3 separate regions of the Homo sapiens genome follow, and all the other regions are linked to region 2. Evidence: chromatin loops called from intact Hi-C (ENCODE). Cell type or tissue: HCT116. All regions are shown on one strand. Region 1 has its middle 23 kb from the start of FGF3. Region 2 has its middle 11 kb from the start of LTO1. Region 3 has its middle 94 kb from the start of FGF3.

Region 1 (2,500 bases), 160 kb before region 2:
TCCTCTGTAAGGTTCCATCCTCAGCCACCACCCACTCCATGACCTGGGAACGTCAGAGCCCTGGCCTCACCCAAGTGCTGACAGAGTCACTGTGTAAATTGCTTCATAGCCAGTTAACCCCTTCCCCTGCCCACTCCTTTGCTCCCCCTACGCTTGAGACAGGAGCCCCTGCCTTTCCTGCCTTGGGAGAAGGCTCCCTCTTCAAAGTCAGCCTTCCTGGGCAGGGCCTGCCTATTGATGAGGCTAAATTATCAAAGGGCCACATCAAAGCCTGCCAGGGTGGCTTTCTGAAAGGCAATTTACAAAACAAAAAAAGATGCCTGGGCTGTGGGGAGTGGTGGGGCTGAGTTGGTGAAGTCTGCCTGAAAGTGTCGGATAAAAAGCTGGTTTTGCTGCTAAAAGAGGTCACGGAGCCGCCCCCACCCCAGCAAAATCTGCACATTGAGATGGGGAGACCTGGGCTCTAGGCTGTACCTGCCCATGCAAGAGTCAGAACATAGGGATGGAGGCACCCCTAGCTCAGTGGAAGCAGGTAAACTGAGGAAGGTGCCAAGCTCATACCTCCTCAGAAGCCAGGAAGAGTGGACTGTGGGGCCCTTGGCCCATCTGCAAGTGCCCTCAGGGGCACGGGGTCTGGGGTCCCTAGGACAAAAGCCCTGGAGCTACGGCTCCTTGTGCTGACATCTGTCCTGTTAAGCCTTAGGTTACCTTTAAATGTCAATATCCCCATTCTGCAGATTGAGGAACTGAGGCACAGAAGTTTCATTTCTGGCACCTGGCAGAGCTGGGATCTAGACCAGGGCAGCCTGGCTCTGGGCCCTGGGTTCTGTCCTTGTTTCATTGGAAGTCCCAGACTGAAGTCCCCAAGCCAGCTGTAGCCCTCAGACCGGCTTTATTTGGCCAGCATTGGGTTTTCAGCGTTTTCAAGTTAACAGCCAATGGATGAACAATTTCCCAGTGCAGATTTCTTTGTGGCTTCTTTCTGCACCACAGGTCAAATTGGAATGCCCTATTAAAAGTCCAGGCAGATATTTCCTGTTGGTCCCGGGAGTGCAGCACTGGTGTGCACTGGGCAGAGACTCAGGGTCTGCCTGTGAGCACAGCCTCACAGCCTCCTTTGCACACTGCACTCTCCTGGTTCATCAGCTTGGGAGGCAGCCTGGCCACTTGGTTCCAGGTGCAGGTTCTGAAATCAAATTGCCTGTGGTTCGGATTTTGACTGCCCGACTCTCCAGCAGAGGGCAGTCTCCTGCACCTCTCCAGGTTTCAGTGCCCTCATCTGTGAAATGGGAGAGATGACAATCATATCCCTCTCTGAAGGAAGCAGCTCGAGTTCGGTGTTTAAAATAGAACCTGGGGCACGGTGAAAGCTTCCTAAGTGCTGGCTGCTCTCTGCCCTCACTCATCCAAGAGCTCTATGTGAATTAACACATTTAACCTTGACAACAGCCTTGCAGGGCCAGGACCACTGTGAGCACGCTTATTTCATGGACGAGGAACCTGGGTTGTTGCCGTGGCTGCTGCTGGTGGGAGTGGGGGTGCCGCTATGACTGCTGTTTTCAGGGTGCTGCTGTCCCTGCTGGTGTTACTGTCACTGCTGCTTTTGTTATTGCTGCTAATGTTGTCACTTCTGTTGCTGTTATTGCTGCTGTCGTTGTTGCTGTTGTTTTTGAGGTGGTTGTGGTTGTTGCTGTTGATGTGGTTGTTGCTGTTGTTGAATATGCTGTTGCTATTATTGTTGCTGCCGTTGTTGTTGTTGCTGTTGCTGTTGATGATGCTGTTGCTGTTGTGGTTGTTGCTGTTGTTTTGTGGTGGTTGTTGCTGTTGCTGATGATGCTGTTGCTGTTGGTGGTAGTTGTTGCTGTTGTGGTGGTTGTTGCTGTTGTGGTGGTTGTTGCTGTTGTGGTGGTGGTGGTTGTTGCCGTTTCTGTTGTGGTGGTTGTTGCTGTTGTAGTAGTTGTTGCTCTTGTTGTGGTAGTGGTGGTGGTTGTTGCTGTTGCTGTTGTTGTGGTTGCTGCTGATGCTGTTGATGATACTGTTGTGGTTGTTGCTGCTTTTGTGGTTGCTACTGTTGTGGTTGTTACTCTTGTTGTTGACGCTGTTGTTGATGCTGCTGTTGTTGATGATGCTGTTGATGATGCTGTTGTTGATGCTGCTGTTGTTGATGATGCTGTCGTTGTGGTAGTTATTGCTGCTTTTGTGGTTGTTGCTGCTGTCATGGTGGTGGTTGTTTCTGTTGCTCTTGTTGATGATGCTGTTGTGTTGTGGTGGTGCTGGTGGTTGTTGCTGCTGCTGTTGCTGGGAGGGTGCTGGCTGTGGTCAGCCTGTGGGTCCCAGGCTCTGCTACTTGGCTCCATGTGTGACCCCAACCTTGTCCCTCCCTTCCTCCTGCAGCAGGGGTTCTGGAAAAAGCCCAGGGCTGCCAGGGAGGTGGTGGAGGAGGGGCTGCTTTGCCAGCCAGGAGAGGTGGGCCGACCTGGCACACCGAGCCATTCAAGGT
Region 2 (2,500 bases):
CTCCCCAGAGCCTGCCAAATTACACTCTCTATTTTTTCCCAGGGAAATTTTAATGCATACCTGGGCATGGACCTGACTCATCGGCACCACGTATACTCACCTTACTTTGGGGAAGACCGAGAATGATGGTATCGGTGCCAGGCCTTGAGTTTTCCCTGCCACCGACACCTGCCGGGGCTGGGAGCCCCACCTGTCTCAGAGTCCTGCCTTCCCCAGACACTGGGGTTGGTGGGGTCCCCACCAGGCATGGGAGGCTCAAGGCAGGTTCGGGGTGAAGTGGGGGCCCCCTTCCTTGTCAGCTGTCCTGCCCTGTGGTTCCTGGGGTCCCAAGTGGAGTGACTGTTGCCTGAGTGGCTGGTGGGGAGTCTAGACCTGGCTGAAGCCTGGGCCCCAATGCCAGCCCAGATGAGGAGCCTGAGACTCGGGGGACAGCCCAGGCCCAAGCAGGCTGACAAACAGAAGCACCCAGAACAGGCAGGGCTCCAAGACCTCGCTTTTCCCATCAGAGCCGGGTAACCTGTCACTGGGCCCATGTCTCCTTCTCCCCATGAGTTGTGTGGGGCCTCTGAGCAGGGACCCGGGCAGTGGGCCAGGGCCCCTCTGATCAGCCTCAGCCTAATGGGGTGGAGGAGGCAGGGGCGGGTCTGGTGGGGACTAAGGTGGGAGGGGCACCTGCCCCTAGGAGCTGTGTCTCCCAGAGCGCAGTGTCTTCCCCAGTGAGGCCCGCGATGTCCATCTCCAAAGCAGACTGCTAGGATCTTCAAGTGAGGATCTAAGAAAACAGTCCGGGCCGGGCACGGTGGCTCATCCCTGTAATCCCAGCACTTTGGGAGGCCGAGAAGGGCGGATCACCTGAGGTCAGGAGTTCGAGACCAGCTGGCCAACATCATGAAACCCCCTATCTCTACTAAAAATACAAAAATTAGCCAGGAGTTGTGGTATGCACCTGTAATTCCAGCTACTCGGGAGACTGAGGCAGGAGAATCGCTTGAACCCGGGAGGTGGAGGTTGCAGTGAGCCAAGATCACGCCACTGCACTCCAGCCTGGGCAATAAGAGCAAAACTCGGTCTCAAAAAAAAAAGAAAAGAAAAGAAAAAGAAAAAGTAAACGGTCCGATCTCCCGTAGGTCTGATTATCAGGATGACATCTGGCTGGGGCAGTGGAGATTCAGAAGAGAATTCTAGCGGCCGCAGGGACACCGTCCCAGAGCGGCGAAGAGAGGGCCCGGGAGGGAGGCGGCTCTGCGGCTCCCCGGAGGAGCGGGGCCGTCCGCGGCGCAATGGCGGCCCCCGGTGGCGGTGACTGGAATGGGCCCCGCGCAAGGCCGAGGGTCAGGGAGTGCAGGGCGCGGTCTGCAAGGTGCCTTCGGTGCCCCTTTACCCGCGCGGGGCCGGGGACTCGGAAGCCGCGAGGTTGCCCTGAGAGCACCCAGCAGCTGCTCGCTCACGCTCGCCCCTCCCGCAGTCTGATCTGATGGTTGACTAGCTGCCCTCCACCCTGCCCCCTGCAACTTTTGCAGACAAGCCCCCAGGAAGCAAAAGAACATCGGCTACACACAAACATCAACAAAGCCCCTACTGTGTGTGCCTGGACCTCAGCAAAGGGCAAGGGAGAGGCAGGCTCCATCACCTCCACAACTTCCTGTTCCTGTATTCGAATTTATGTTCACTATATTTATCTATCAATACATTTCTTCTGTTTCCTATATGCAAGTATTCATCCTCATGTCGATCCTGAAAACGGGGTACCAACATCACTCCCATTTTACAGATGAGCAAACTGAGGTGCAGGAACGTGAATTTCACTAACGCTGTCAAGAAACGTTTGGAATTTGGCAGGGCACAGTGGCTCACGCCTGTAGCCCTAGCACTTTGGGAGGCCAAGGTGGGTGGATCACTTGAGCCCAGGAATTCGAAACCCCATCTTTACCAAAAAATATAAAAATTATCCAGGTGTGGTGGCATGCACCTGTAGTCCCAGATACTTGGGAGGCTGAGGTGGGAGGATCGCTTGAGCCTAGGAGGCAGAGGTTGCAGTAAGCCGTGATCGTGCCACTGCCTTCCAGCCTGGGCGACAGAACGCGACTCTGTCTTAAAACAAACCAAAAACCAAAAAAAACATGTGGAGTGGTGGAGACTGCATCTCAGAAGCCAAAAATCCCTGGCTTCCTGGACCAGCACAGCCCACTGACCAGAGGTGGACATGGGAAGGCGGGTAAGGAGAACTGCTCACCCTTTATTGCACCGGACTTCATGCCAGAGACCCCATACTGGGCATAGCTGGGGGCACCAAGGTTTAGAAGGAGCCACCGTCCTGCCTCTGGGATGCTGCTGTCCAGTTGGGAAGGGGGAACGGTCAGTGCAGAAGAAAGAAGATGGAAACAGCAAGGCCACTCCTCACAGCTCTCCCGGTGCGGGGGAAGGAGCCCAGCAAGAATTTCTGCTCCACCAAGGGCGGAAAGGAGGAAGCTCCCCCAGGCTGCGGGGATGAGCCTCGGGA
Region 3 (2,500 bases), 230 kb before region 2:
AGAGCCTGATGGTCACAGAGAGGTGGGTCTCAGAGTTTCTACAGGGTGGACCCCCGGAGTGTGGGTGCCTTATCATCTCCTGTCCCCACAACCCCCTCCCTGGCAACGTCATGCTCCAAAGGGCTTATTTCCCATCGGTGGATCTGGCTTCAGATCCAAGGAGGAGCCTGGGGGAGCCCAGGCCTGGGTCCCAGCCACACCTGCCCCATCATGTTGGCCCATGTTCCCACTTAGGTGGGAGATCATAAAAACTAGGGTCCCTGGGGGTCAGCCCCAAAGAGTCCCATTTGGCAGGGGTGGGGTGGGGCAGGACTGTGGGGCCGTAAGGAGGAGGGACTCAGGGAGGCTCCTGCCTTCTCTGCCTAGCCCAGTACCTGGGCACTCAGGGGCGGTGGGCCGTCACCATCTGCCCAGTGAACCGATGATGCTACTGGCTATCCCACGGCCCCTGGGGAGTCCCTGCCCCAGAGATGGGGCTCTTGGGGGTCCTCGAGTCCCAAGTGGGAGTCTCGGGCAGCAGTTGGCCCACAATTCAGGCACTGCAACAGGGCCCGGGATCTGGGTTCCAGCCTGGCTCCTGGCAAGTGCCCCCCAGGTGCAGAACCTCTGGGACATAACAGAGATGTAAATAGACAACTAACAAGATAGCTGAGATTGTTTCTTTATCCAGACATTGGGGATAGGAAAGCCTGAGGTTTACCTCCTGGCAGGAAGCAAGAGGTTGGGGTGGAGTCCCAGGGACCTGCTGGGTTTCTTAGAGGGGTCCCTTTCTAGCCCCGAGATGCAGGATCTGGGATCTCACCCCGAAAGGTGTGACTTGGGGCTTCTGTGAGGGCAGGAGCAGGGCCCAGCTGGCAGCAAGATGGCCGGTGGCCCACCCGCTCCCTGCAGTCCCTTGAGCCCACCAGCCGAAGGGGCCACCCAGCAGGGCCCTGGAAGTTGTTATCACTAAGGGAAGGGAGCAGTCACCTCCTCCCAGAGCCCAAATTCAAAGTTTGTGAACCCAGGAGCTGCATCTGAATCAGGTCCTACCACGTGGTGCCTGGGAGTGTGCGCCCCATTGCATGGGCAGCAGATGGCAGTGTGCACCCCGTCTTCTCCTCACAAGCCCTGCCCGGAGGCCAGAGTCCTCCCGGGGGCCACCGGGTTGGTGAGAGCCACAGCGGGTCCCCTAATGCTGCAGCAGCCTCCTCTGGGATTGCCCCGGCCTCGGTTTCCATCATGGGAGGCAGGGAGCTGCTCTCCAGCACAGCACCCTCCTCGGCACAGCACTGCCCTGCTCTAGAGTCCACACCGGCTCCCCCGTGTGCCTTGGTGCCATCCGAGTCCCTCAACGCATAACTCCATTTAGAGACCACATCCGGTTCTCCCTCTGCTGCGTGACCCACTCGTGCACCGGCCTGGGCCCACGGCAGGGCTGTGGCTCGGCCTCTTTCACCTGCCCTGGGCTCACAGCTCTGGACAAACAGGAGATGCTTGATGGAGACAACCAGGGTGGACTTTAGGGTCTTGGGTCTGTGGCCCTGGAATGCCAGCTGGTTTTGGCTCTGGGCCAGGCCTGGGGTCAAGTCAGGTGGACACCAGGGCAAGTGATCCACGCCCCACCTGGGCCCTTGTTCCAGCCAGGGGATGGCTCGGTATGTGCTGCCTCTGCCGCATGTCCACGGAGCGGCTCTCATTCATCGGACATGTACTGAGCGCCAACTGTGTGCCAGGCATCCCTGAGGGTGACCAAGTGCAGGTTCCGTCCTCAGGAGACACTGCCCTACATGGCGTCCTAGCCAGGCCAGCTGGGCCAAGGCCAGGGGACTCAGGGCCAGTGCTGGGGCTGGGACGATGTGGCTCCACATAGTAGGGGATGAGGGGGAAGGGCCAGAGTGGGCCACTGTTAGGTGGGCAGCAGATGGCAATGTGCACACTGTGGCCCCAGCAGGGCCACAGCAGGGAGAGCAGATGTGAAGGTCGCTCCCCCGGCTGGGGTCCGCTGGTCTAACTGCCCACTGGGAGGTCCCACCTGTGTGTCCTCTGGAACCTGAGTTCTGTGTCTTCCCAAAGCGGAACCAGCACCCTCCCTCCAAACCCACTTCACCTTCTGGGCCACCTTCACCCAAGGCCCCCATTCCTTATGGAATATCCTGTTTGTTGTCATCGCCACACGTTTTACTTAATTATCTTGTTAGTTGTCTGTTTACATCTCTATCGCATCCCAGCAGAAGACACTGCCGGCCCCCGCTTCACTGGAGCCAGAAAACTGTGCCTCTCTGCCTGGCCTCCCCCTGCAGGAATGCCAGGTGGGGCATGGGACTCTTGTCCTGGGTCCACCCCCCTCGGCCCCTGGCCTGGCCCAGAGCCAAAACCAGCTGGCATTTCAGGGCCACATCCCCCAACACCCCCACCCTGGGCACTCAACCTCCTAAATCTAAATGCTCGCTTCCCACCATCCCCGCGCCCAGCCCCAGGTCCGGGTGCCAGCACCTCCACTGGAGCTCACGCTGGCCTC

Evidence for each region. Hi-C counts contacts between places; a loop is a spot of excess contacts. Peaks named below come from ENCODE experiments on the same cell type or tissue, not always from the same donor. Only the 100,000 strongest peaks of a DNase experiment are listed, where the experiment ranks them.
Region 1: it touches region 2 in a loop (8-fold over the local background); 11 of 110 quality-filtered maps call a loop at or near these places.
Region 3: a loop joins it to region 2, with 18 times the contacts of the local background. A loop is called at or near these places in 19 of 110 quality-filtered maps.

What each region holds. Positions count from the first base shown.
Region 1 is chr11:69,841,024-69,843,523 of GRCh38, reverse strand. No RefSeq gene overlaps it. Among named protein-coding and RNA genes, the nearest start is that of FGF3, 23 kb to the right of the region's middle. RefSeq lists an enhancer at 1-625. In HCT116, a CTCF peak has its summit at 1,238 (motif pointing right); a DNase peak (open chromatin) is centred at 1,233; H3K4me3 peaks cover 144 bases; H3K27ac peaks cover 558 bases.
Region 2 is chr11:69,684,829-69,687,328 of GRCh38, reverse strand. No RefSeq gene overlaps it. Among named protein-coding and RNA genes, the nearest start is that of LTO1, 11 kb to the right of the region's middle. RefSeq lists silencers at 1,227-1,397, 1,170-1,419. In HCT116, a CTCF peak has its summit at 1,290 (motif pointing left); no DNase peak of the experiment used is centred here; H3K4me3 peaks cover 596 bases.
Region 3 is chr11:69,911,713-69,914,212 of GRCh38, reverse strand. No RefSeq gene overlaps it. Among named protein-coding and RNA genes, the nearest start is that of FGF3, 94 kb to the right of the region's middle. In HCT116, a CTCF peak has its summit at 1,076 (motif pointing right); no DNase peak of the experiment used is centred here; H3K27ac peaks cover 225 bases.